Linked DNA regions of Homo sapiens: regions 2, 3, 4, 5, 6 and 7 are each linked to region 1. Evidence: chromatin loops called from intact Hi-C (ENCODE). Cell type or tissue: GM12878. All regions are shown on one strand. Region 1 has its middle 25 kb from the start of NRBF2. Region 2 has its middle 130 kb from the start of NRBF2. Region 3 has its middle 35 kb from the start of EGR2. Region 4 has its middle 49 kb from the start of NRBF2. Region 5 has its middle 180 kb from the start of ZNF365. Region 6 has its middle 210 kb from the start of ADO. Region 7 overlaps RTKN2 (rhotekin 2).

The links. Hi-C counts contacts between places; a loop is a spot of excess contacts. Peaks named below come from ENCODE experiments on the same cell type or tissue, not always from the same donor. Only the 100,000 strongest peaks of a DNase experiment are listed, where the experiment ranks them.
Region 2: a loop joins it to region 1, with 4 times the contacts of the local background. A loop is called at or near these places in 42 of 110 quality-filtered maps.
Region 3: a loop joins it to region 1, with 2.8 times the contacts of the local background. A loop is called at or near these places in 2 of 110 quality-filtered maps.
Region 4: it touches region 1 in a loop (6-fold over the local background); 32 of 110 quality-filtered maps call a loop at or near these places.
Region 5: it touches region 1 in a loop (6-fold over the local background); 9 of 110 quality-filtered maps call a loop at or near these places.
Region 6: it touches region 1 in a loop (8-fold over the local background); 81 of 110 quality-filtered maps call a loop at or near these places.
Region 7: a loop joins it to region 1, with 4 times the contacts of the local background. A loop is called at or near these places in 11 of 110 quality-filtered maps.

What each region holds. Positions count from the first base shown.
Region 1 is chr10:63,156,711-63,160,710 of GRCh38, forward strand. No RefSeq gene overlaps it. Among named protein-coding and RNA genes, the nearest start is that of NRBF2, 25 kb to the left of the region's middle. RefSeq lists enhancers at 1,378-1,427, 1,508-1,557. In GM12878, a CTCF peak has its summit at 1,606 (motif pointing left); a DNase peak (open chromatin) is centred at 1,591; H3K27ac peaks cover 716 bases.
Region 2 is chr10:63,002,131-63,006,130 of GRCh38, forward strand. No RefSeq gene overlaps it. Among named protein-coding and RNA genes, the nearest start is that of NRBF2, 130 kb to the right of the region's middle. In GM12878, a CTCF peak has its summit at 2,119 (motif pointing right); a DNase peak (open chromatin) is centred at 3,321.
Region 3 is chr10:62,849,808-62,853,807 of GRCh38, forward strand. No RefSeq gene overlaps it. Among named protein-coding and RNA genes, the nearest start is that of EGR2, 35 kb to the left of the region's middle. In GM12878, a CTCF peak has its summit at 1,819; DNase peaks (open chromatin) are centred at 2,534 and 3,384; H3K4me3 peaks cover 1,084 bases; H3K27ac peaks cover 1,592 bases.
Region 4 is chr10:63,082,548-63,086,547 of GRCh38, forward strand. No RefSeq gene overlaps it. Among named protein-coding and RNA genes, the nearest start is that of NRBF2, 49 kb to the right of the region's middle. In GM12878, a CTCF peak has its summit at 1,542; a DNase peak (open chromatin) is centred at 1,574.
Region 5 is chr10:62,552,749-62,556,748 of GRCh38, forward strand. No RefSeq gene overlaps it. Among named protein-coding and RNA genes, the nearest start is that of ZNF365, 180 kb to the left of the region's middle. In GM12878, a CTCF peak has its summit at 2,063 (motif pointing right); no DNase peak of the experiment used is centred here.
Region 6 is chr10:62,591,742-62,595,741 of GRCh38, forward strand. No RefSeq gene overlaps it. Among named protein-coding and RNA genes, the nearest start is that of ADO, 210 kb to the right of the region's middle. In GM12878, a CTCF peak has its summit at 2,463 (motif pointing right); a DNase peak (open chromatin) is centred at 2,488.
Region 7 is chr10:62,262,675-62,266,674 of GRCh38, forward strand. It overlaps RTKN2 (rhotekin 2), which reads right to left. Exons shown (of 12, transcript NM_145307.4): 2 at 1-147. The region is part of intron 1 of LINC02621 (long intergenic non-protein coding RNA 2621); the gene reads left to right. Among named protein-coding and RNA genes, the nearest start is that of RTKN2, 4.2 kb to the right of the region's middle. RefSeq lists an enhancer at 1,950-2,451. In GM12878, a CTCF peak has its summit at 2,281 (motif pointing right); no DNase peak of the experiment used is centred here.

The DNA of each region.
Region 1 (4,000 bases):
TATATGGCACATGACTCTATTAGCCTAGCCATTTCTCTCTAAAAGATGAGCTCTGTTAGAGGTACCACTGTACCTCTGCTACTTTCTGCTTCCCAAGGAGGCATTGGAGACTAGGATATTGTGATTTATAAGAAGAAATAAATATTTTGCTGTTTGTCTCTGGTTCCTGGCACAGAGCTCCCAAGTCTGTAATTTCCTGGCTGGTAGGAACTTTTGTTCTAATGTGATGACTCTCAGTGGGCCCCTGGATAGGGATTGGACACAAGAGAGACCAGCATGATTAGAAGCTTAAAACTTTCAGCCCCATGCCCCATCCTTTGGAAGGGGAGAGAGGCTGCAGATTGAGTTACAATTGATTATGCCCATATGATTAAGTCTCCATAAAAATCCCTGAACTACAGGATCCTGAGAGCGTCCGTGTTACGGAACATGTGGAGCTGGTGTGCCCTGAGAGGACACAGAAGCCCCGTGTCCCTGCCCCATGTCTGTCTCCCATCTAGCTGTTCTGATAAGTACTTTCATAATAAATGGTTAAATGTAAATAAGATGTTTCCCTAAGCCATTCTAGCAAAGGATTGAATCCAAAAGTGTGAGGCAGCAGTGGGGAGTGTTGTGGGAACCTCTGATTTGCAACTGGTTGGTCAGAATACCAGGTTGAACCGGGGATTTGTGGTTGGGTCTGAATTAAGGGTAGTCTTGTGGGACTGAGCCCATAACCTCCAGGTAGGTAGAGTCAGAGTTGAGTTAATTTTGCAAGATCACCTACCAGAGAATTGATGTGTGGGAAAAAAAAAAAAAAAGCTCACATCCGGTGCTGGAAGTGAAGTACTGAGAGTGGAGAGAAAAAAAGTGTTGCTTTTTCATTTTTTTTTTTAAGATCATTTTATTTTTTGAGATGGTCTCACTGTTGCCCAGGCTGAAGTACAGTGGATCAATCATGGTTCACTGCAGCCTTGATCCTCCCGGGCTCAAGGGATCTTCCTACCTCAGCCTCCCAAGTACCAAGGACTACAGGTGTGCCACCACACCTGATTTTTTAATTTTTTGTAGAGACGGAATTTCACTATGTTGCCCAGGCTGGTCTTGAACTCCTGGCCTGAAGTGATCCTCCTGCCTCAACCTCCAAAAGTGCTGGGATTACAGGCGTGAGCTACCACGACTGGCCTGGTTTTTCTTTATTCAGAGACCATCTGGTGAGACTTGAGTTTGTCTTTACACTCAACAGAAAAAAACTTCATGTCCATTTTTAATGATAACCCTTCATTTGTGAGCAGTTGTGGTTAGAATCTTGTTTGAAAATGACTAAGATGGATGCTTGTGTGAGGCAGCCTGCCACAGGGTGTTTATAACCTATTTGAAGAGTCAGGGTGTAAACTAATAGTAGCTATTATTTATTGATTCATTCTAGATCATAGGTTATGTGAAGATTAAAAGTGTTTAATTTTAGTATCATTATATTGTGTCATAATCCCAGTGTAGCCTAATCAAAGATCTCTGGGAGTGGATGGCGTGACTGTTTAAAAAAGTAAAGGGCATCCTCAGATTATTTGTTGTTTCCCAGGTGCAATCTTGTCCTTTTACCAGCTACTGCTAACCAACACTGCCATCTGGTGGACAGTAAGAAACTTCTGGTTCTTGTTGGGTCCATTAGCCAGGAAGGGTATTATGGTGTCCAGACTCAAGGCTAGGCCCTGCCAATGACTGACATGGAAAAATGAATCTGTTGGGGTCTTACTTGACTTCCTGTCTGGAACAGATATGGAAAACCAATTCAAAAAGAGTCTTTAAGAAGCCTGGGCCAGGTTAGTGCAGGCAGGGACTGTAGTCTTGCATACTAGTTTCCTGTCTGATAAGACCTTTCAGGTTTTGCTGCCTGGGTTTAATCTCAAGAAGGTTGACCCTCAATGGGCCTGGAAGTGCCTGGAGGTTAGGTTGAAAGCTATCATTAGCAAGACTTCGTCTAGCTTGGGAGAAGGGTTTACTGATCTGGAGAATTTGGCAGCCAAAGCAGGCCTGAAACAATACCAATTTCTTTAGAAAAGAATCAACTTGATGTTTGCTCAGGACCTGGGAAGGAGGTGTGGTGGGCCACAAAGAGTTAACCAAGTCTGGACGCAGTGGCTTACACCTGTAATCCCAGCACTTTGGGAGGCCGAGGCGGGTGGATCATTTGAGGTCAGGAGTTCAAAACCAGCCTGGCCAACATGGTGAAACCCCATCTCTACTAGAAATACAAAAATTAGCCAGGCAGTAGTGGTGGGCACCTGTAATCCCAGCTACTCAGGAGGCTGAGGCAGGAGAATCGCTTCAGCCTGGGAAGCGGAGGTTGCAGTGAGCTGACATCACACCACTGCACACCAGCCTGGGCGACAGAGTGAGACACTGTCTCAAAAAAAAAAAAAAAAAAAGTCCTTAGTTGGATGCTAGTAAATGTCTCATAGTAAGAGCAGTTTATAAACATCTTGCCTTATGCTACTAAAAATACAAAGTAGCTGGTATACTTTTCACCTTCAGGAAAGTATCTGGGATCAAAGAATGGGGAAATGACTTTCTAGGTATTTCTTTTTTTTTTCTTTTTTTAGACGGAGTCTAGCTCTGTTGCCCAGGCTGGAGTGCAGTGGTACAATCTCAGCTCACCACAACCTCCGCCTGCCGGGTTCAAGCGATTCTCCTGCCTCAGCCTCCCAAGTAGCTGGGACTACAGGCATGCGCCACCACACCCAGCTAATTTTTGTATTTTTAGGAGAGGCGGGATTTCACTATGTTGGCCAGGCTGGTCTCGAACTCCTGACCTCGTGATCCACCCGCTTCAGCCTCCCAAAGTGCTGGAATTACAAGCGTGAGCCACTGCGCCTGGCTGTATTTCTAGAACAGCAGGAACAAAGGCATGGAATTAAGGGAGGTGAGTAATCTTGGTCAGAATCATATCATAGTAGGACAATATGAGATGAAATTTGAGGGAGGCTCAAGTGGATTAGCTTTTTATTTCCTAAAGGTGAAGGGGCCAGGATCAGGTTCCAGACTTGAGGAATGGAAAATATTTGGAATAGGCCCTCAGAGTTAGGGCCGAAAGAATCCAAGTGAAGGCGAGTTTAGTTTTTGCGTTCTTAGTCTGTTTCTCTAATGTGGGCACACTACATTAGAAAAAAAGTGGGAGGGGTAGTCCAGATATGACAGAAGGATAAACGGTGAAGGAATCAAGAATACAAATGAGAATGTCTTTAAAGTTGCTAAACACAGATTCCAGGATGTACAGGAAGACAAAGGAGACAGGTTAATTAGGGAGTGGGATAGGGCTGAGGGACCAAAGCCTCCTAAGTAAGTGATGCCCAAAGGTAGTTTCCAGAAAGAGGAAAGGGAGTTTGTCATCTGAGAGAGGGACTCTTGATTTGGTTGATTAGAAGAACCAAACAACGATTAGCCCTAGGCTTCCTCCATGGAAATTCCCTAAAGAAAAGTCTTGCTATTCAGAGTGTTATTAAGTCCCAGGGTCTTCATTGCCACTAATAGATCTTTTTGGAGGGACTGATATCAGATATTTCCCTATTCTTAGGAGGAGATGGCTGTTCAGGGAAGGCCAGATGTTAACAGAAGAAACAGAAGGATATTAAACATGCCATTAAGCTGGTGACTGGAAAAGAAAAAAAAAGTTAAACATTGCCACAAAATCCTTTGGTTTCAGTGTTAAAACTAAATAAACCTCTATGGAGGCAGCAAGATGTTAAATGGGGCAAGAGGGTCATAGACCAGTTTTCATCCTTAGGTAATTTTCATTTATTTGAAATACCCACACTTTGGGCATTGTGGTAAATTCCAGAAGGGCACTTGTCTTGGTCTTTAAATTTGGTTGAATACAGTACTTGAGGTATTGGTTGGATTTTTGAAAGGTAGCCTCATTTATTGAAAGGCTGGCAACGATAAATAGGCTCACGATTCAAAATGGAGCGATACAGACTTACATTGCTTGTCCATGGTTCTGTGATGATAAATCTGTATGTGG
Region 2 (4,000 bases), 150 kb before region 1:
CAACACTTTGGGAGGCCGAGGCGGGTGGATCACTTGAGGTCAGGAGTTGAGACCAGCCTGGCCAACATACATGGTAAACCCCGTCTCTACCAAAAAATACAAAAGTTAGCCAGACGTGGTGGTGTGCCCCCGTAGCAGCCTGATTCTCCCAGCTTACCTACTTGGGAGACTGAGTTGGGAGAATTGCTTGAACCCAGGAGGTGAAGGTGAGCTGAGATCTCACCACTGCGCTCCAGAGTAAGACTCTGTCTCAAAAAAAAAAAGCAAAATAGATGAGAGAAGATATCAGACTAAAGAAAAGCTGTCCCAAGTCTTCCCTTTAAAAAAAATTCAGTAAGGATGGGAGAGATTCTACTAAGGAATGAATAACCCGAGCACAACTCACTGACAGCAAATATTCCCGGCATCCCTACCCCTCTTCTTTCAGCTTATCCAAATTGGCTCTCCTTATTGTGCAGCTTAGTTCAAGTCAGACCTTAGGAATCCTTTATAACCTCACTGCCTTAAAATTCATTGATAATTTCTCCCATGGTTTTCCCATTTCCCAAATTCACAGAACTTACTCTGAGGATTATTTTTGATAATGCTTATAACTCATTTTATCCTTTACCTGGTCCTTGATAAATATTTTTTAAATGTAACATATGTACTAACATATGTACTAACTACCACATTGCACTGAATCAGTTTAAGATGTAACATTATTTTATATACCACTAAAAATGAAAAGATGCTGCCAATTAGGCTGCCAAATAGTAAATCATTATCACTTATTAGATGCATCCCAATAATACAGACATAAAATGTGAAAAATACTACCTTAGAAGCAATAATATATAATTTTATTACTCCTTTAGCATTTACTATGTATTTTCACAATCATTGCATGGAAATAGATCTTATCTCTTTAAGCAGTTGAAAATCCCATTAAAAGCCTATACATCTTATATTTCTCTGCTCATCCCCAGCACCAAGATCAGCACTAGAGCCTTAGAATCAGTGGTGGAAAAGTAGTAATGATAATAGCACTTTACATGCCATGTAGCATGGTAGCATTATTATTACCCCTTTTAGTAAATGAGGAAAGCAAAGTGATAGAATGTGCCCAAGGTCACCAAGCAGGTGGGTGTGCGGCAGAACCTCAGTTCACGTAGCCAGTTCTTTTCATTGCAGAGGCCAGGTTCCCAATGTCTATGCTGCTCTGCCCTCAGAAATGTGGGCAAAAAAGCTACAACGGGCAGGTTTAGGATAGGAGACACTGACCATATGGTGCTTTTTGGACATACCCATGTGAGTTTTCATTTTACAGCAAGGTTTTATATTAGTCTGTTCTCACATTGCTATAAAGAAGTACCTAGGCTGGGCGTGGTGGCTCACGCCTGTAATCCCAGAACTTTGAGAGGCCGAGGCTGGTGAATCACCTGAGGTCAGGAGTTTGAGACCAGCCTGACCAACATGGTGAAACCCTGTCTCTACTAAAAATACAAAAATCAGCCGTGTGTGGTGGCAGGCGCCTGTAACCCCAGCTACTCGGGAGGCTGAGGCAGGACAATCGCTTGAACCTGGGAGGCGAAGGTTGCAGTGAGCCGAGATCACACCACTGCACTCCAGCCTGGGCTACAGAGCAAGACTCAGTCTCAAAAAAAAAAAAAAAAGAAAAGAAACACCTGAGACTGCGTAGTTTATAAAGAGACAAGGTTTAATTGGCTCACAGTTCTGCAGGCTGTACAGAAAGCATGATGTTGGCATCTGTTTACCTTCTGGGAAAGCCTCGGGAAAATTACAATCATGGTGGAAGGCCAGGAGGGAACAGATAGGGCTGGAGCAGCAAAAGAAAGGAGTGGGAGGTGCCACACACTTTTAAATGACGAGATCTCCTGAGAACTCACTCACTACTGAAAACAGTACCAAAGGGTGGTGCTAAGTCATTCATGAGAAATCCACCTCCATGATCCAATCACCTCCCACTAGGCCCTACCTCCAACACTGGGGACTACAATTCGACATGCAATTTGGCGGGGACACAGATCCAAACCATATCAGTTTTATCCTCACAAACAGGGCCATTAGCAATAGCAACCAAAAACTAAGCCAAAATTGTTTGTTTACAACTTTAAGCCACTAGAGGGCAAGTATTAATAATCCTCCTCCACAAACGAATGATGTCTAATAAATATGCTCTGAATGTGATGATGCCTTTGGTCACCCCATAGCAAATAGTTTCTTTTAAAGGTTGCCACAAGTATGAAATTTTGTGGGCACTCTTTAGATTAAGGACCTACAAGGCTTTAATTTTAAAATCATTGACAAGATATTACATCAATATTAAGAAACATTTCAGTAAAGAATAGTACAATAAATTCCGTCTTCCAATTCCCTTCTCCCATATTCTAATGTCGTAATTTTTCCCATAGGCTTATCCATTCTATATGATTGTGTACATGGCTCAATTCATATTCTGCTCTTTCATACAATCTATCATAAGCTTCTTTCCAACTTTCTGTGCCAACCGTCAAAACCATGCCAACATAGTATTTTCTCCTGCATTTGGTTATTAAAGCATTTCCATCATGTTAAATGTTTGGAATTTCTACTTTGTTAGCTTACAAGTTGAGTTGAGTCTCCCGTTATTGTAAATAGCACCATTACGACCAAGCAGTGAACGGCAAAGAGACTTATTTCTGTGGATTTATTTATTTAGTAACTATCCTTAGGTATGGGATTATTGAGTCAAATCATATGAACATCTCTATGTTCATGAGATGATTTCTTAATAGTTCAACAGTATAAAACAGAGATCCCCATATTGAATTATTTCATTGTCCTGGAAAAAAAGGGGAGAAGGAGCAAAAAATTATAGAATAATAATAGTCGGCATTTACATCACACCTTATACTTTTCAAAGTGCCTTTGCAAATGGAAATAAAATACTACTTCGCCAAGCTGTAAACAACTGACTTTCTTAGGGACACAGTTACTGAAAGAGCTCATGAATAACTCAAGTGTGTTTAAGAGAGACTATCACAAGATCAAACAATGTTTGTTAAATTAAGAGATAAAGTCTGTCAAGGAAAAAAAACTAAGGTGCCTGTAGATTATTTAAGTGAAATATTGATCAGATTGATCACAAGCATGCTAAAGGCATAACTACATCTGTCATGTAAACTCCACTTAGTTCATAAAGTATTGAACGGGAACAGTAATTGTTTTCCTGTTAATGAGGCTGTAGACTATGTTCTCAGAGTGACTCACTTATTATTTAGTTTATTTCGAAATGGAGGGTGGCTCACCAGCATTCAGCTAAATTGGATAGATTACTACCACCACCACCAACAACAACAACCTCCAAAGTTGGGCTTCTGTCCAAAATATGCAATGGAGCTCTCACCAAAAACCAAAACGAAACAATTCTTTGAGTCATAAGTAGGCCAAACTACTCAAACCCACCAGTTACTATTTCCCTTCACTTAATTTTTGTAACATAACCCATAACTTAAAATCATCCTAAAGGAAGATTTTTGTTTTTAAGTAAGGTTAAAAATTAACCAAATAAGCTTGTGAATTATATGAAATAAGATTTTCCTATATCTGTTTCTAAGCAAGCTCTACAAGATGACACATTATAATGGTGGAAAAGTGACAGGACCCACAACATGGTTTGGGATTGATCCCCTGGATGATGGATGAGCCTTCTCTGTTACTGTGCATAAAACTTCCCTCTACTCTGTATACCAAGTACAAGTTTCCAAAAGGACCTTGTTCTCATCCTCTTCACAAGTCCTAGCATATCTGCTTAAAATACCTAGCCCTGCCAAAAGTTGGAAGAATCTAAGATGGCCTTCAGCAGGTGAATGGTTAATAAACTGTGGTACATCCAGACAGTGGGATATTATTTAGTGCTGAAGAGAAATGAGCTATCAAGCCATGAAAAAACATGAAGTAACCTTAGATGCATATCACTAAGCAAAAGAAGTCAATCTGAAAAGGTTATATACTGTAT
Region 3 (4,000 bases), 310 kb before region 1:
GCACGCTCCTTAGGAGAATCTGATGCCTGATGATCTGAAGGTGGAACAGTTTCATCCCAAAACCACCATCCCCAGCCCCCATCTGTGGAAAAATTGTCTTCCACAAAACCGGTCCCTCGTGCCAAAAATGTCGGGGACCGCTGACATAGAATGTACGCTCCATGAAGGCAAAGATGTTTGTTTTCTTCACTGATGTACCCCCATGCACCGAGAATGGTGGCTAGCACATAGTAGGTGCTTCATAGATATTTTTGAATGAACTAATAATATCTTATAGGAACTAGATGTTTATCTTCCCTAGGTTAAAATGACGAAGCTCAAGTTTACCCAACAGTGATTAAAAGCACACTAACATCTCTCATGGCCTTATTGCTATGCTGTGTAGAAATCTAGATGCAATGACAGATTTCTAGGACTAGTAACTCCAATATTTTATCAGAACACTTTATAATAAATAAATGCATCTCATGTTGTGGGCAGTGACCCCAAGATTATCAATGCCACCAGTGTAGTCACACTGGTGAAAAGTTTAGCCAAATGGTCGGGCATGTTGGCTCATGCCTGTAATCCCAGCACTTTGGGAGGCTGAAGCAGGTGGATCACTTGAGGTCAGGAGTTCGGGACCAGCCTGGCCAACATGGTGAAACCCTGTCTCTACTAAAAATACAAAAATTAGCCAGGTGTGGTGGTGCATGCCTGTAATCCCATCTACTTGGGAGGCTGAGGCAGGAGAATCACTTGAACCTGGGGGAGCGGAGGTGGCAGTGAGCTGAGATTGCGCCACTGCACTCCAGCCTCAGCAACAGAGCAAGACTCTGTCTCAAAAAACAAAACAAAACAAAACGAAAAAACACTTAGCCAAATAGATTGCTTAGTATCATAAAGTAAAAACAAATATGGAGTCGACCTTTTCCAAGTTTTGACTGTTCAAGGGATAGTCTGGGGTGACCTTAGCTATGACAAAAAAGAAAACCAGAACTTTTAGGGGCTTTTGAGATCCTGAAAGATCAAATGAGGAAATAGCTTTTTAACACACAGGACAGGAAACTTGTTGACTACCAGGCTATTTGGGGACAGACTTTCGGTAGAGATAACACCCAGATTTTCCTGGCTGCATCACTTCCTGGTTAATCTCATGGCATCTAATTCTTTGACCAGATTGTTCTTGCCAAGGCAAGGCTGAGACTTTAGACAACTCCCTTTGTCCTAGGGAAGAAGCAATTCCAACTGCAGCAATTCTTTTATGCCTTTATTCTCTGGGGAAGTGTAGAGACTGGTTCTCTCAGAAAAACCAACTAACCAACCAACTAAAAACAACAACAACAACAAAACCCATCCCTTAGGGGTATCTGATGATGTAAAGGTCATTGTTGCATTTTTCCCCCCAAACTCAAGCCATAGGGGAGTCAGGTATGGCAGAGCAAGAGAAACAAACCATTCAGTGGTACTAGGCCACAGCTGGTAGTTTATTATTACTTCACTGTCAAAGACACCCTTACATTGTCGATGAAGTATGTCATTCACCCTCAGAATATGCATAAGGAGAGAACGTTGCAAGCATTTGGCAAACAGAAAATTCCTCCCTTCTTCCTTCTCTCCCTCTGCCCCTTCCCTTCCTCCTTTCTTAAGAAGTCCTCACTAAGAGGTTGCTATTCCAGGCAGAGATACACAAACACCAGGTCTCTGACCTACAGAAGCTCCCCCTCTAGCAGATACAAATAACTCTATGACAGGGCAACAGATGCCAGGAAAGAGATGGGTGCAGAGTGCCTGGGAAGCACAGAGGACAAGAACATGAATTCTACCCAAGGAAGGCGCATCGACAAGTGCTTCCCATAGGAGGTGCTGTTTGAACTGTGTTTTAAAGTTAGGAGGCAGAGTTTGCCAGGCAGAAAAGAAATCAAAGCCACTTGATTTAAGTGGCTTATGCAGAAAGAAACCATTGAAATTGAGCTTTCTGTAGAGTGAGTCCATGGAGGATTGAAACAACTGGTCAACAAGGAAAGAAGTCAGCCAGAATGATTATTTGACCTTGGACAGATCAAAAAGGAAAATTGTTGGACTGACTTTTTTTTTTTTTTGCATATGTTGACAGATGGAGTCAAGTAGAATGGAAAAGTGATTTGGATAATGCAGTCAAACTCCAAATGATTCTTTTGGTCCTACCAACAGAACAATCAAGTTGTGAGATCTGTCTCCTGCCTTGTGTTTCCTATATGACATGTCTTCAGGAAGACAGTGGCCAGAGGATGGGCTCCAGGAACATGAGGTCTTCGGGTCTAGACACCAGTTGCTGAGTCCAGGAATGTTAGGGGTACCAGAACCTCATCACTTTCTCTATGAAACATATTCCAAGACCCAGGAGGAAGGGACCCTGAGTACATGAATTGTTTCTCCAAATAGGCAGAGAGCTCAAGAGAGAAGAGGTTGTCATTTAGTCTGATTATTTAGGGGATCATAGCAATTGAAAGGCAGAAATGACCTCAAATGCCATTCTAATCTGAGTTTTCATTTTACTCAGAGGAACCTGAGTCCCAGACACTTGCATGAGGTCCCATGAAGTCAGTGACAGAGATGAGACTAGAACAAAGTTATTTTCAGTTCTGAGGCACAGCTCTATTCAAGAAACTTCGCTTTACATTCTACCTCATGACTTTACTGCTATTCCTTTTTTTTTTTTTTTTTTTTTTTTGAGACAGAGTCTAGCTCTGTCACCCAGGCGCTGCAGTGCAGTGACACGATCTTGGCTCACTGCAACCTCCATCTCCTGGGTTCAAGTGCTTCTCCTGCCTCAGCCTCCTGAGTAGCTGGGATTACAGGTGTCCACCACTGTGCCCGGCAAATTTTTGTATTTTTAGTAGAGATGGGGTTTTGCCGTGTTGGCCAGGTTGGTCTCAAACTCCTGACCTCAGGTGATCCACCTGCCTTGGCCTCCCAAAATGCTGGGATTACAGGCGTGAGACACCGCACCCGGCCTGATATTCCATTTTCATGAGGAAAAGGAAGCAAGTGGGAATGAATTAAGATGAAACACCAGTATGTAGAGATGATATTCCAGTGAAGTCAGGATTTAAGGTGAAAACTCTGCCTGGTCAGGTTGATTCTTGGCAATATCTCAACTAGACACCATGCTGGAGACCAGCAGGGGCCCCCTCTCTGAGACAAATGCAACCAGCTTTCCTATCCAGTGTTGGGAAAATGCACTGCTTCTTTAGTTGAGCACAAAGTATTTGGCTTATACCTAGGGGCTGTGCTGGATAAAAAACACATATCTCATAAAATCACACCCAGGGTGGGTTGACTTCAGCTCTTGCAGGATTGAAAGCAGCAACCTCAGTTCCTCTGACCACACAGGAACCACAGTGCCCTCCTGCCCCTCTAGACAGTTCCACATTTTGCCTCAGTCAAATTTCACCTTTGCAAGATTTCCTGCAGAACCTCCCTAGAGTCAGTCTTTCCCCTCTCTGTGGCCTCATTACCCATAGTTTTAGATTCTGTTTCTAGTACTTCATCAAAGTATTTTAAAATATTTCCACATAATCAGAGCACTTAGAGTCATGTATATTTCCTTCTTTTTTGTCAAATATAGATCTTTATATTTTACAGCTTTATTGAGGTATAATTGACCAAAAAACTGTATAAATTTAAGCTGTGCATGTGACGTTTTGATGTACGTTGTGAAACAGTCACCACAATCAAGCTAATTAACACATCCGTCACTTCACATAGTCATCCTTGTGTGTGTTTGTGGAGAACACTTAAGATCGGTTCACTTAGCAAATTTCAAGTCTATAATACAGCGTTATTAACTATAGTCACCCTGCTGTACATTTGATCTTCAGAACTTTTCAGAGTCCTTTGTATTTCTAAAGCAGCCTTTGAATTTGGGAACGGAATAGAAACAGCATTGGACAGTAGTCAGAAGACTTGGATTCGAATGTGTATGGTTAGGGCCCAGATAAGAAACAGATGACATATTCAATGGAAACTAGTAAGTAAA
Region 4 (4,000 bases), 74 kb before region 1:
AACAGTGTGGAGATTCCTTAAAGAACTAAAAGTAGAATTACCATTTGATCCAGCAAGCCCACTACTGGATATCTACCAAAAGGAAAATAAGTAATTACACAAAAAAGATACTTACACACGCATGTTTATAGCAGCACAATTCGCAATTGCAAAAATATGGAACCAGCCCAAATGTCCATCAGTCAACAAGTGGATAAAGAAAATATGGTGTATATATATATACCATGGAATACTACTCAGCTATAAAAAGGAACAAAATAATGCCATTCAAAGCAATCTGGATGGAATTGGAGACCATTATTCTAAGTGAAGTAACTCAGGAATGGAAAACCAAACATCGTATGTTCTCACTCATAAATAGGAGCTAAGTTCTGAGGACACAAAGAATGATACAATGGACTTTGGGGACTTGGGGGAAAGGGTGGGAGTGGGGTGAGGTATAAAACACTACACATTGGGCTGGGTGTGGTGGCTCACACCTGTAATCCCAGCACTTTGAAAGACCGAGGCGGGTAGATTACCTGAGGTCGGGAGTTCGAGACCAGCCTGATCCACATGGAGAAACCCTGTCTCTACTAAAAATACAAAATTAGCCGGGTGTGGTGGTGCATGCCTGTAATCCCATCCACTCAGGAGGCTGAAGTAGGAGAATCGCTTGAACCCGGGAGGCAGAGGTTGCAGTGAGCAGAGATCGGGCCATTGCACTCCAGCTTGGGCAACAAGAGCGAAACTCCATCTCAAAAAACAAACAAAAAAAAAGAATACACACTGGGTACAGTGTACACTGCTCAGGTGATAGTTGCACCAAAATCTCAGAAATCTCCACTAAAGAACTTATTCATGTAACCAAACACCACCTGTTCCCAAAAAACCTATTGAAATATATATATATTTTTTTAAATAATAGGCTGGGCACAGTGGCTCATGCCTGTAATCCTAGCTCTTTGGGAGGCCGAGGCGGGTGGATCACGAGGTCAAGGGTTTGAGACCACCCTGGCAAACATGGTGAAACCTTGTCTCTACTACAAATACAAAAAATTAGCCGGGCGTGGTGGCGGGCGCCGGTCATCCCAGCTACTCGGGAGGCTGAGGCAGGAGAATTGTTTGAACCCAGGGGCGGAGGTTGCAGTGAGCGGAGATCGCGCCATTGCACTCCAGCCTGGGCAACAAGAGCGAAACTCTGTGTCAAAATACTAACAACTAATGATAATAATAATAATACAGAACAATGGGGGAAAAATGTGCTTTCTTTAGCCCCAGTGGCATTTTTAAAAACAATTTAACCTAAACCATTTGTATTAGGAGAAAGTTTTCTGAGTAGTCAACATTGCAGAAATAGAAAATCAGTATTTTACCTAAAATGAATGTGAAAAGTTTATTAAATACTTAGAAGTACTTATTACCCAAAATACTTCATTCTAATTTATCAAAATGCTCTATAGAAGTGATTGCAGAACTTGTTCTTACAAACTGAACCCACACTCGGCCAGCTGGCAGAAGTACTCGAAAATATCCACGAATGCTGGTCACTGAAGACACCTAGAGGACGTATTTAGAAACTACACAAAAACAGGACAGCAAATGTTCAACAGCTCCTATTACTGTCGTTGTGTTTAAAGAGCATTTGCTCAGGACACCCTGTGGGAGGAGGGGAGCGGAGTGGGGAATCAGGCCTTTAGTGCCAAAAACTGGAAAATCAGATTCTTGGCACATGCCAGAGTAATTTTCACAATGTGCTACATTAGTTCCATAAGAGCATGTTCTGTGATAGTCCTGTTGCTATAGATAAGAATGTGTGTCTCACTGGCTAAAAAAGAACATCATTGAAAACCTATATTGTGATTGACAGTGGTCAAAGATGCCAGGAAAATCTTTGCTCTGTCCTAGTTCCTTATTTGCTTTCCTGTTGCTCAGTCCTATTTGCACCCATGATTGTGGAAATTTTAAAAAGTTATTTCTAGGTCATTAAAAACTCTCCTTTGACTTTCCAAAAGCCCCAGTTATGGTCTACCCTTTGGTAGAAAGGAGAGATGACTCATCTTGTCCCCTTTGGCCCATGAACCTCCCAGTCTTCTTTCCAATTAATAGCAGGCTGGTGCGAAAGAGTGTTTTGTTCCTGCTTTAGGAACCTAAATTTTACAATCTGGGTGAACAGAAATATGCAATGACAGCAAATGTAACAATCATTTAAAACACAGCTACAACTCTCACAAGAATGACTATTTTTAACACTAAATTCCATGGCCCAGAAAGAAGTTTAAATATTTTAAGCAATATTTATTACAACAAGAATGCAAGCTGTGTCTAGCCATCCTTGATAATGGAATTTAACCAGGGCCCTCCTGTGGAGTATCATACTACTTTATGAGAAAATTCCCTTTTCCTATGTTACAGAGGGATCAGACCATGTATGTATAAAGAGTATTACTTCAGGAACATCTGCTTTATTGACCAATTATTGATTTAAAATATTTGAGCTTTCTTTATAAGAACTATTTGAAAACTTTAGCTTAAAAGTTTTCATCTCTTTTGTCGGGGTAGGGATCAGAGAACAGAAAGAAGTTGCTTCCCAGTGTCTGGAAGTACTTACCAATGACAAACTCGAATCTGAGGTTACATTTTTATGTCCAGACAGGGTGTGGCTGGACATGGAACAGGGGAAAATGTGCATTTGGCAATTTTCAACTTCTTTTTCAAGGAGGAAAACAATGTATAAGACTGGTTAGTTTCTGGCTGGGTGCAGTGGCTCACGTCTGTAATTCCAGCACTTTGGGAGGCCAAGGTGGGAGGATCACTTGAAGCTAGGAGTTCGGGACCAGCCTAGGCAACATAGTGTGACCCCACCTCTGCAAAAATAAATTTACTGGGCGTGGTGGTGTGCGCCTGTAGTTCTAGCTACTCGAGAGGCTGAAGTGGGAGGATTGCTTGGGTTTGGGAGGTTGAGCCTGCAGTGAGCCATGATTGTGCCATTGCACTCCAGTCTAGGCAACAGAAAGAGACCTTCTCTCCAAAAAATAAAATAGTTTCACCAAGGTTAAAAGGAACATTTGCTAATATACATGGGGATGGCATTATTGCTCAATCTTTATTGAACACCTACATGAAATGGGCAGTATTAAATGATATGAATAATTATGATTTCCATACATAACATGTTTCAGTCTGGGGCTTGAGTAGCAAAATTCATTTAAATCCATGTAAAAATAAGCACAATGGAATCTTTTTAGATGGTTAATTAAGTTCATATGATGTTAAAAGATTTTGAATTAAACTGAAAGCAAGTCACTATTACTGTGATATTTAGTAAGAAAGCAGAAATCCAGGAGACTCATAAAAAGTGGAAAAAACAAAGGCCTAATTCAAAAGATATAAGCTGGGGTAATTTTTTTTCTCTCTTAAGAAGTAGGGCTGGGCGCAGTGGCTCACGCCTGTAATCCCAGCACTTTGGGAGGCCAAGGTGGGTGGATCGCCTGAGGTCAGGAGTTCAAGACCAGCCTCACCAACATGGTGAAACCCCATCTTTACTAAAAATACAAAATTAGCCAGGCATGGTGGCGAATGCCTGTAATCCCAGCTACTCCAGAGCCTGAGGCAGAAGAATCGCTTGAACCCAGGACAGGGAAGTTGCAGTGAGCTGAGTTCACACCACTGCACTGCAGCCTGGGTGACAGAGCAAGACTCTGTCTCAAAGAAAAAAAAGAAGTATCCCGCACATCTAGGGCATCTAAGATAACAAATGCTGTTTTTTTTATTTTTAGTAGTCCAAGGGATTTTCTCTATTTTAATTGTTTTAATTTTTAAATACATAATAGACCCACATGAGTTCAAATTTTTGGAAGAAGAAGATACGGCTATAAAAAGTTTTCCTCCCACTTCTGTCCCTTAGCAACCAGTTTCCTGACTCAGAAACAACCAGTCTTATTAGTTTTTTTAATGTATTCTTTATTTTATACATAAACAAACAACACACACACACACCTTCTTTCTCTTGCTTTTTGTG
Region 5 (4,000 bases), 600 kb before region 1:
TATGCATTATTCCTTAATTTATCTCGCCTCCTCTCACCATCACCCCTTCTTCTGGGTTCACTGCAATTACTGACTAAGAAATCCTCATCTGAATTAAATAAAAAGGAGAAAATTGACATGGTCCCAGAGTCTTTTATACTCTAACAAATCATACTCACAATTTAGAATGCTATCTTATATTAGATTGATTTTCAGGGCCAGTTACCTACATTACCTGAAAACTAGGACAAGAACACACTAATTCAACCATTTGAAGACTGAATCTATTGTTTCCACTCGTTATCACTGTCAAGAACTGTTTGACCCAAGTTGGACTTAATTTGGTTGCAAAAGTGTCCAGACTTACAGTTTAAGGCAAAGGGGAAATTTCATCCAATTTCCAGGCAAAATGGACAAAAGCTCAAAGTAGTAATGTGCTGTGGATGAGACATGACTAATGGAAGGACATACAGCCACAGGAAATCCTAGGTTTGCTGTTCTCAAACCCAATCTTGTGACATCCTTCCAAACATATCCCCTCTCACCACCCGAGGAACCTGGGCATAGGTATAATTCCATTTCCTCTACTACTCTCCTGGTAGAAAAAGCCCAGGTTGAAATACTTTCTGCCTTTTTAGCCCAACAAACATGGAACATGAAGATGCTGTTCAGTTCTAGGCCAACATTCTTATGTTTAGAACTATCTTGTGCTCCATTGTGAATACGGGTGTGGACTGGACCTTCAGCATCTTATCTTTGTTCCATGCAGGCACTTTCAGTGATCCTTGGCAAGTTACCCATTCCTGCTGAATTCTGGGTGGTCAAGGGTCTGTAGAAGGTGTTTAGGATAGAACCCTTAAATGAAGTAAGATTCCTCATTTGGCTGGTGTGAGGTCTGATAGGAGGTTGAGGTGGTGTCTCCAATGTACCATTGTTTCATATTCTGTAGGACATCTGCAACATTATTAGCAAGGCATCCCATGAGCCTCTCAGCCAGGCCAATCAGCCCATCCATGGAATTTAAAAAATCAGGGCTGAGGAAAGAGGGCCAGACTCTTTCAGGTGGCAGGGGCTGTGAAAGGAGAGATTTGGACAGTATCAGTGGTCACGCCTCCTACCACAAATGAAAGGCTGGTTCACTGGGAGAAAAAACGATACTGACCCATAGAGACACCAGAGACAAGGAGGCAAAAAACCCAGGTACTGTTCAAATCCCTGGTTCCCATTGTTCCTGAAATCCAAAGGCACCTCTTCCACTTTCACAGTTTGATTATTCAACTATTTCTTTAATCAGATAAAACATGCCTATAAACCTTCCAATAAGCTCTTCCTTCCTGGCCTGGTCAGAGGTTGGGGTTCCACTCATTTGCCCCTAAAAGTCTTAATTGTACATATGTTCTTGGGAGTTCAAAAGCATATGTCAAATCAGTCCATCTTAACAGTATGTGGGACAAAGGAGTAGTTTGTAATTATTCCAGTTATAATTTTTTTTTCCAATCTGCCTACTGCAATTAAGAGAGGTATAGGCAGGAATCACAGGTTTTTTGGTTCTGTGTTAAAGGTTGGGGCACAATTTTCAGCAGGAAGTTGCTATATTAGCTCCCACACACACTGAACACTTGTTCATCAACACATTCTCCTGGCCTCCCTTTTACTGGCTGAATACAAATGGCCACTGGATGGAGGAAAATGGGCAGAGCCAAACCCAGGGAATCCCTGGCAACCTCTCCACCTTCTCTCCTTTTCTTCTCATGAGATTGCATTTTAAATATGACTTCTACCTTAAAATGTAAAACACACTTTCCCTAAATCCTTTAGAATATATGCCTCCTAATTTTATAAATTTAAGTCCCAGCGATAGTTGATGATGTTAAACCATTTCAGTTCTCCCTCCCCACATCTCTGGAACATTCCATAGGCCAGAATATTTCAGCTCTTGGCGTATCCATTTCTATTCCCTGTAACTTTCCAGTCTGTCTCGTGGGGCACCTAATGAAGACCCAGCTCTCACAAGTCTTTTGTTGAGTGAATCAACAATCCTGCAAGAGTGTTGAGATGTTGGGAGTGGATTAATCCTTCTCTTCCACTAGGTGGTGCTGATTGGCATGCCATCTGTCTTGGAGTGTTTTAAAAGCCTCAATCTGTCACCATCTGGTTGGCAGTAAGACCTGATGAAAGGCAGCAGGTCTATTTGCACAAGCCGGGAATTTCTGAGTCTCATCTTCAGCTTTTTTCTCTGTGCGGGCCTGAGCTAGCCCCTTCTTCATTTCCTTGTTTTTAAATAGGGCCTTTATGACCCTATAGACAGCCGTTTACCCAGCTGTCGAAGGATGTGAGATGTCCTTCTCTCTTGCTCTCTCTATCTCTCTTGATATGTCGCAGAGGCCCACTTTCCTGGGGTTTGGACTTTGGGGACACTGCTTAATAAGACTCAGATGGGAAAGGGGCTCTTTGGCTGAGAGAGGAAAGACATAGTCTTGGGCAACCAGTACTGGACATCCCACTATTGCCCTGAACTCTAGCCATTAGCATTTGATCCCATGGTATTGGTGACCCAGGGGCTTTACTTTTTGTCCTGCATCTGCATTTTAGATATGGCATTTACTTTCAAAATATGAGAAATACTTTCCTTGGAACCTTTAGAACACACAGAGGGACTTTTTGAAGAACTTACCTTTCGGCAGGACCATATCCAATACAGTAATCTTTCATTTATTAGGCATTATCAGAGAAAGAGGTGTTGCATATAAGCAAATTTTCCCGCAGGGCACAGTGGCTCACGCCTATAATCCCAGCACTTTTGGAGGCTGAGGCAGGTGGATCACCTGAGGTCGGGAGTTTGAGACCAGCCTGACCAATATGGAGAAACCCCATCTCTACTAAAAATAAAAAATTAGCCAGGCGTGATGGTGCATGCCTGTAATCCCAGCTACTCAGGAGGCTGAGGCAGGAGAATCGCTTGAACTCAGGAGGAGGAGGATGCAGTGAGCTGAGACTGCGCCATCGCACTCCAGCCTGAGCAACAAGAGCGAAACTCCATCTCAAAAAAAAAGTGACATTTTATTTCTTTTTATGCCAAATCTTTAAAAAGTTTTGCAGGATTAGAGTGGATAAAAATAGTACTGAAAAATATTGTGCATATTGTGCTTTCTTAAACATAATATGTTAAATTTAATTTAGCTTACATAATAAATTCTAATTATATATAGATATAGATATTTGTTGTTGTGGTTGTTGTTATTTTTGTTGTTCTAGGAACTGTTGATGTAATCTGGTATTCTTGCCCCCTAAAATTGCTAAATGCTTCTACCATCTTCCTTTCTTTCTAAGCACGCTCTACTCTTCTATTTTTCCAATTTATCATCAATGGCATATCTTACGCTGGATACCATATTGGCAGGCTGCATAATGTGTGTTAACATAGATGCTGAACTCCTCCACTGAAGTTGTGCATACTAATATCTTTGGACAAAGGAACCTGCTCCCTTCCTGCCTTCTGTATGGTCCTCCGCACTCCTGAAAACCCCAAAACCCAAGGACAGTTTCCTGGCCAATGGTCTAACAAGAGACCCTACTCTGGGCACAGTCACTCTCATAACACCTTCTTGCTATCCATACTCTATAACAGAAAACAAAAAGAGACACCAAGAAAATAACGTTAACATAATGAAATAAGGAGAGGAAATCTACAGAGGAAATCAGCCACAATGGCAAGCTGTTACCAAAAAATGAGAGACCAAAAAAGAGCAGACAGAATGGAAACCCAATTCAAACTGGCTTAAGCTCAAAAGTTCACGAAACAGAAAGACCTGCAAAATTGGCTACATGGGCTCAAACAGCCTTCAGGGCCTGAGAACTCTTCATCTCCTCTCTGATTTCCTCTGCCTTGGCTCCGCTCACAAACCTACGTTCCCCATCCAAGGCCTCCCCCAGATCCAGGATTATACCCTCCTAGCTTCCAGTCAAATGGGAAGAGAGCTTCTCTTTCCAACATCTCCTACGAAAAATGCAGAATTTCCTT
Region 6 (4,000 bases), 560 kb before region 1:
TACAAGATTTTAAGTGTTTAAAATGTAGCATTCATGATAGACAATTACATTGGTAATTCTAACTTTTAACAGTTAAACATCTTAAATTTAACTGTTAATTTAACTTAAATAGTTTATTAACTGTAAACAGTTAAACTTTTAAATGCAAGGTACTAATATAATAGTTTCAAAGAAGGCTCTGAAGCACTAGGCCTATTATTACTTTGCCTTCATCTCAGAAGTTGTAGCCCTTGGTGGTTAGTGACTTCATGGGGAAAACTCTCTAGGGTATTTTTATTTTAAGAGAAGTCATGAAGGAGAGGACAAGGCTTTACCCAAAAGAGTTAATTTCTCATGGTGAAATTTTAAGCCTTGGGGGACCTAAGTGGGAGAGATGGTTTAGGACAAAGAAGTCTTTCAAATATCACTGTAGTTCAAATAACTACTTTTTGGCCCAGAAGTGAGGTTAATCCTACCAGTGATGATAATGGACAGACAGTGGCCCCTTCTCCTGCTTTCTCACACTTAAAAGAGCCGTGTGATATTGTTTGGCTGTGCCCCCACCCAAATCTCATCTTGAATTGTAGTTCCCATAATCCCCATGTGCCATGGGAGGGACCCGATGGGAGGTAATTGAACCATGGGGGCGGTTACCCTCATGCTGTTCTCATGATAGTGAGTGAGTTCTCATGAGATCTGATGGATTTATAAGGGGCTTTCCCCCACCTTCACTCGGTACTTCTCTCATTCTTCTCCTTCCTGCCACCAAGCGAAGAAGGATGTGTTTGCTTCCCCTTCTGCCATGATTGTAAGCTTTCTGAGACCTCCTCAGCCCTGCGGAACTGTGAGTCAATTAAACCTCTTTCCTTTATAAATTACCCAGTCTCAGGTATTTCTTCATAGCAGTGTGAGAGCGGACTAATATACAGTGCCATCCAGAACCTCCATTAGACTCTGCACAAGTTTGGTGGCTATTGAAATACTAGAATTCTGAGACCCAGATTCTTAGGGGAGAAAATCACTTGGTAGGTGAGAAAATCATAGTCACAGTTTAAGCATCACTTTATAATGACCAGTATCCATGAGTTGGATGCTGGGATGACATGGAAAGGCAGCATCCTGGTGCCACAGCCGCCCTCACACTAATGAGCATTCATCTGTGCACAGTGCAAGACTGTTTGCGCCAAGGCTATGATTAGATGAGTGGAACTTTTTCCTGTTCTCACAGAATTGTCCCAAACAGCAAGTGCTCAGTACCCCTCCTTCTAAAGACAGTGGCTTAAATTTGGAACCAGACACATCCCCTCCAGTTATTAAATATCCCTGGAAACAGCCCTTCTGTTATCAACTACACTCACACACACACACCCGACCCCTGCAGTCTGTTCCTTATGGGAAGAGTTGTAGGAAAGGGAGAGAGAATCAACAAGGGTCTGAGCTCAGCCCTGCAATAATCTGAGGGTTTTGCTACCAAAGCCTTGTAGGGGCAGCATCTATGTGAGAGGCCATTCCCTTGACTCCACTAGATTCACCTAAGGTGTTATTAGAGGACAGGAAATGGAATTAAAGAGACCACAATTAATTATGGTGATCAGAAAAAATACTATCATTTTATGTTAATCCATTATAAGAATTAAGATGGACCAATAAACTGGTTACAGTCATAAATCTGTCATTTCACATTTTTTTACATCCATATCATATACTATCTAAATAACACCCCTGAACCAATTCAAATGCAATTTTATATTTATTTACCTATTTTTTATTGAGGTAAGAACACTTAGCAAGTGATCTATCCTCTTAACAAACTTTTATGTGTATAATACTGTATTGTCAGCTATACCAAATGAAATTTTTGCTCAGAACAGTATGCAGTAACCTTTTTTTTTTTTTTTTTTTTTTTTTTTTTTTTTTTTTTGAGACAGAGTCTTACCACTCCGTCACCCAGGCTGGAGTGCAGTGGTGCCATCACAGCTTACTGCAGCCTGCACCCCTCTGGCTCAAGCAACTCTCTCACCTCAGCCCTCTGAGTAGCTGGGACTACAGGCATGCACCACCACACCCAGCTCATTTTTGTGTTTTTTGTAGAGACTGATTTTTGCCATGTTGCTCAGGCTGGTCTCGAACTCCTGGGCTCAAGTGATCCATCTGCTTTGGCCTACCAAAGGGCTGGGATTACAGACGTGAAACATCGCACCAGGCCAACATGCAGTAACCTCTTTAACATTAATCATTAGGGCCTCCCTGATCTCTTTCCCCTTAACAAAGCCTCTCCTGGGTTCCTTCATTTATACCTAGGTATAAATGACTTAAAAAGCTAATATTAATGCTTTGAGCATTCAGAGGATTGCAAAGATTCACTAGACCTGTCTAATTGCTTTGGAATCCCTAATTATAGGCACTTACTGACTTCCCCATGGTCATTTCCAACCTAGAGGGCAGTCAGCAAGTCTGAGTAATGCCTGTCAGAGCCACTGGGTGGCACTGGCAGGCTGAGATGTGGGCAAGAGGGAGGAAGAAAGAAAGGAAAGGAGGCCAGGAGAGAGTCAAGGAGGAAGAGGAGGCAAGAGAGGGAGAGAGATTTTTTTAAAACAAGGGAGAGAGAAAGAAAGCAGAGAAAGAAAGACTAGGCCGCAGGGAACTGCTTTGCATGGCCTTGTATAGCCTCTGTGGTTACCAGTGACACAGACCTACAGTTTAATTCAGTACTTCCCAGCTGGGAGCTGAGTGTGCCGTACTCATCTGCCTATTCCCACTACCTAGCAGGGTGCCTGGCTCTCGGCTGATGCTCTGGGTCTGTGGACTGATGGAATGAATGCTGCTGCCCCTCTAGGAAGCGGTCCTCAAATGGAAAGCTTGAGGCAGTGTGGTCTGAATGCTCCATCCTAATGTTTTGGGATGACTTAGTTGAAAATTCAAGAGGCAATGCCTTATGAGGAAGCAAGGTAGGAATATTGGCACACACAGAGGTTAAGATTTTCCAAGGGTCAATTCATTCTGTCAAGAACTAATAGTAAATATTTCAGTCTTAGCAAGTCACACAGCCTCTGTTACAACTACTGACAGAGAGCCACTGACAATATGTAAATGGTTGGTGTGGCCGTGTGCCAATAAAATTTTCAAAAACTGACAGTAGGTCAAATTTGGCCTGTGGATTGCTAACCCTCCGTGGCTTGAGTTCTAAGATAATCTTTCTGATTTCTCTCACCTTGCTCTTTCATCCTCTGATTCAATACCACTCTTTTGGTACACGACTATTTGCTTATTGGTTTCTCTCAGAATCTGTGTGGACTGCTTGATCTTGCACTGTAAACTCCTTGAGAAATTCTGAGTGCCCGTAGATGACTTCAAGCACCATCAGTATTCCTGTCTGATCATGTTCAAGTGCTGTCCAGGGAGTACTCATAGAGAAGGTCCTTAGCTTTGAGGGTCTCATTATATGTGTCTTCTGAAGATTCCACAAAGGCCTAGATTTAGCCACAAAGATGATTGATGCCAAGTTGTAGAACACGAAGTCTTGGGAAAATTATACAGTTCTGCATACAGTGAACTAGATTCATACCAGCTTGAGAAAGGTCAGTTCCAGCTCAAACCATGAAGTGGCTGAAATTTGTCTTTGGAGCCTTCCAGCCACACATCCTCCACTCCTTCTCCTCCAGTACTCAGTGACCTGTTTCCCTTACCCACTCTCACTCCCATCAGTGCCTTGCTTCTTCACTTTACTAAAATGAAAACGACTAATGGCAGATTAAAATCTGCCATCCCGTTGAGGTATGCTCACATTTTCATAAGGTTGAGAGCATTTTAAGAAAGGGACACAGGACTAATGATGGGATTTTGTACCTCCTGGTGGTGACTTTGACCTAAAAGTACATTCTACTTTAACCATGTCAGTAGGAAAATCCAGGAGAAGTATTGTGAGTAGGGCCACTGGGAACAGCCCCATGCCTCTGCACAATTCCATAGATTAGGACGTGAATGGTGCATTTTGGAGCTGTGCAACACAGCGGTGGCCCAC
Region 7 (4,000 bases), 890 kb before region 1:
TGTATAGGCCATTAGTCGAGCATTGCACACCATGAGATTCTTAACTGCATGTAAAACTTGATCTTTCTGAGTGCTCAGAGAAAGGAGTTTCCATATTCCTTCTCGCATTCGAATTTCTAAGTCTATTTTTTCTTGAATGTTGCAGTCCTAAAAAAAAAATGCATCTTGAAAATATAGCAAAAACCCAAAATTACATCTTAACCCATAATAGATCGAAAATAGGTATCATAATTGTATACCATATTGAGAAAGCAACAAAGTTTTAATATATGTAGTGTAAAAATAGCTATTTTAAAATGCTCTTTGCAATTCTAAACTTCTTGCTTCATTAGGAAGTCTTTACAATCTAAAGAAACGGAATAAACGAACATAAACAAAGGTGAGAAACATTATGTGTTCTTATAACTATACGAAGTTTAATAGCATCCCTCCAAAATTTATGTCCATCCAGAACCTCAGAATGTAGCCTTATTTGGATACAGGGTTTTGCAGATGTAATTAGGTAAAATGAGAACATACTGGATTAGAGTGGGTCCTAAATCTAATGACTAGTGTCCTTAAAGAAAGGTCCCATGAAGACACAGTCACATACAGAGAGAATGACATGTGAAGACAGAGACTAATATGTCTATAAGCCAAAAAAATACCAAGGATTGATGGCAACAATCAGAAGCTGGAAAAGGCAAGAAAGGAATTCTTTCCTAGGGCCTGCAGAGGAGCATGACCCTGCCAATTCCTTGATTTCAGACGTCTGGCCTCCATAAGTTTGAGAATAAATTTCTCTTGTTTTCAGCCACTCAGTCTTGGTCATTTGTTATAGCAGCCTTAGAAAACATACAATAACTAATGTGAACAATATATCACACATATATATTATATACATTGTATTAAGAGATGGCAGTGTGGTTGATGACAGTGAATTAACCAAGAAAAACATTCTGAAAAAAGCAGATACTGAGTAAAGGAGCCAAGGTTTAGTAGCAGGGAGGAAACAGGCTATTTGTAACAGTAGGCAGTGTAAATACAATCTCAGAAGCAAGAGAGTGAAAGCGCTGTACACTGAAAATGTCAGAAGCCTTAGCTATCTGGAACAGAGCTTTAGAATACAATTCTGGACATACCATTTATTTTAGTTTTAGGGTTCACCATGAAACTACTAAGTATTTTATTGCTGAAAGTCTTTTATTCCATATAATTATCTTTTAATGGCCTGATTCTACATATAAGTTTCACACGCAACATTAAAATTCTACAAACTGAATGTACAGTTCTGATTTAATTCACAATGACTTTATAAAAATTATAAATCAAAGGTACTCTTTATTATATCACAAACATGTAATGTTTCTGGTATGTCTATTTCTAAAACATAAAGTGACCATCCTAGTTTCTATGGCAAAAAAATAAAGACTATAATTTACCTTCTGAATGGATCAAAATGTAAATTTAAAAATGTAAATGAAATCTAATACCAAAAGGTCTATACAACCTTTTCAAAAAGAAAAGATGAAAGTTAGGAGAGCTAATAGTTTTTGAAGACTACCCCAAAAGACAAACTACAGTAGATGATTTAACTTGACTATCCAAATCAATCAACTGTACTATTTACACACAGAAAACAGCTGTTTAATTACCTTCTGTAATTACATCATGTAATCACCACATAAAAACCTTCTCATATAGTGTTGTAACTCAAAACTGGTGTACTATATAAATGTAGTCATTTGCTGGTTTTCCTTCATTACACATGACTGAATTTCAACAACTCCATTTCATCTTTTTATGACTTACTAGCCCCAAAGTAAATTCTTCTTCAATGTAATTAGCAATTAATTATAAGAATTATCTATGTGACCCATATGTCTATAGAAATAAACTCTGGCAGACTGACTATATTGGGGAGTGCACATAGGGAGCAACCTAAAGCTGGGATGAATAGCTTTACCCCACAACTCAAATATAAACAAATACCATCTGGTGCCACTAAATTCAACTTTAGTTTTAAATGATACAATGAAACAGGCAGTTGAACTAGCACAGTGGTTCTCAAAGCTGGCTGCATATTAGAATCATCTGAGGCAGAGAGGAAGGGCCTTATAGAAGTACCTAAACCTGTGACCTACCCCAAACCAATCAGGCTCTCTGGAGGTGGGGCTTGAGCATTTTTTTTTTTTTTTACAGTTCCTCTGGTGATTCAATGGTCAGCTAGGGTAGAGAAGCACAGCTGGACTATTTGAAATTCCACAGCAATCTTGAAACTTGCAACAACCTTAAAGAACCAGCAGGTGGCTACAGCCACATTAAGGAATCAGTTTGTGTTTCTATCACATAAATGAAGAGTATCTTCTCACCATCACTTATAATGAAGACTCCATAAAACTATAGAAGCTTGGGAAATAGTAGAGAAAGAAAATGTAAAGTCAGGATTAAAAAAAAAATGTACGTGTAAAAAGTTTGAAGATGATGTAAGATTAAAGTACTATTTATTAAGGAAATGAGGTGTATCTAACAGATACTACTATTAAGATTTTTTCCTTTAGAGCAAGGGTCAGAAAACTATGGCCTGGCTGGGACCTGGTTTTGTAAATAAAGTTACACTGGAGCACAGACACACTCATTCATATTGTCTATGGCTCCTTTAAGCTACAAGGGCAGAGTTGAGCAACTTCAACAGAGACTGAGTGGCCTGCAAAGCTGAAAATACTTACTGTTTGCCCCTTTATAGAAATAGTTTACTGACCCATAATCCAGCCAAATTAACATACACAGTAAACTATAATCTTACCTCCCTCGCTGAGGCAGGTCTCAGGCAAATGTCAGTTAAGTGGATCCCAGAAGGCTAACATAAGCAGGATGAATTGTTAAGTGTACATATGGTTTTCAATGTATTCTGAGCTGTTGGTTTTTTTTTTTTTCTTAAGGCTACTGTTTTAGCCAGTTTTGTATTTCCCATGCAACTTCTTTTAGTACACATCTACATTTTACATGCAGAAAAAGCCTCTCTGGTTAAGCAGTGCTAGCTCTAGCAAGGAAGGGTTTATGGAACCAAAACTCTTTAGAGTTGTCTTTAGTTACTAAGGGTATACAATGCATCAGGGGTAAGGGTTCATGTCTAGTGCTATCCCCAGCAAGAATAATGATCATGTAATAAGGGTACCGATTGGGCATTCAATAGTGATGTTTATTAACCTCAAAGAAGATGAGTAGGGAATGGAAAATCATCAGTGTCGCTCCCTCAGCCATAATGGCTTGGCCAGGTAGAGTCAAGGCTGATTAGGACCAAAGACAAAAGCTGGTCTCTCTGTAACCATTCCTTTTAGGATTGTTTGAATGCCAGTCTCCAGGAACAGCAGAGAATGAGGTAAGGCCATCATACTCTTATTTCTTTTCCAATTTTCTGAGTAAGGGCTTGCCTCTAATCAAGTCAAACAGAAGCCTGTGTCACTGTCCTGACGCTATAAGTAGTTAAAGTCAGGCTGATAAAAATATATGGACAAGGCTATGAATGAAATAGGAGCATACCTTAAAAACAGAAATTTAGGTTAAGTAGGAAACAGAAACCTACTAGGTTTTAAGAGCTAGCCTAGCATGAAGGAAGTGCAAAGAAAATGGCTTTATTGTTGGTATTAAAAACTGACTAAAAAAACCTGAAGTTGAACTCCCGGTAAGACAACCGCAGTAATCAAGACAGAAACTATGATTCACCTAATGGATATAGTTAAGCCATGTTAACAAAGACCAAGGTGAAGAAGAAAAGAGTAAATACAGTACGTTCTCATTTTGCTAAAAGAAACTGTGTGGATTTTAAGAATTGTTTATGTACAGAAAAAAGTCTGGAAATTGTTAACAGCGGCCATTCTGGGGAATGGAACTGGAGACCGAATTCTTAAATTCATGTTTCTGTATATGTTGACTTTTCTGCAATGAGATAGTATTACTTTTTGAATTTTATTTTTATTAAGATGCCAAAAGCTTAAACATTTGTAAGAAAAGTAGGGGA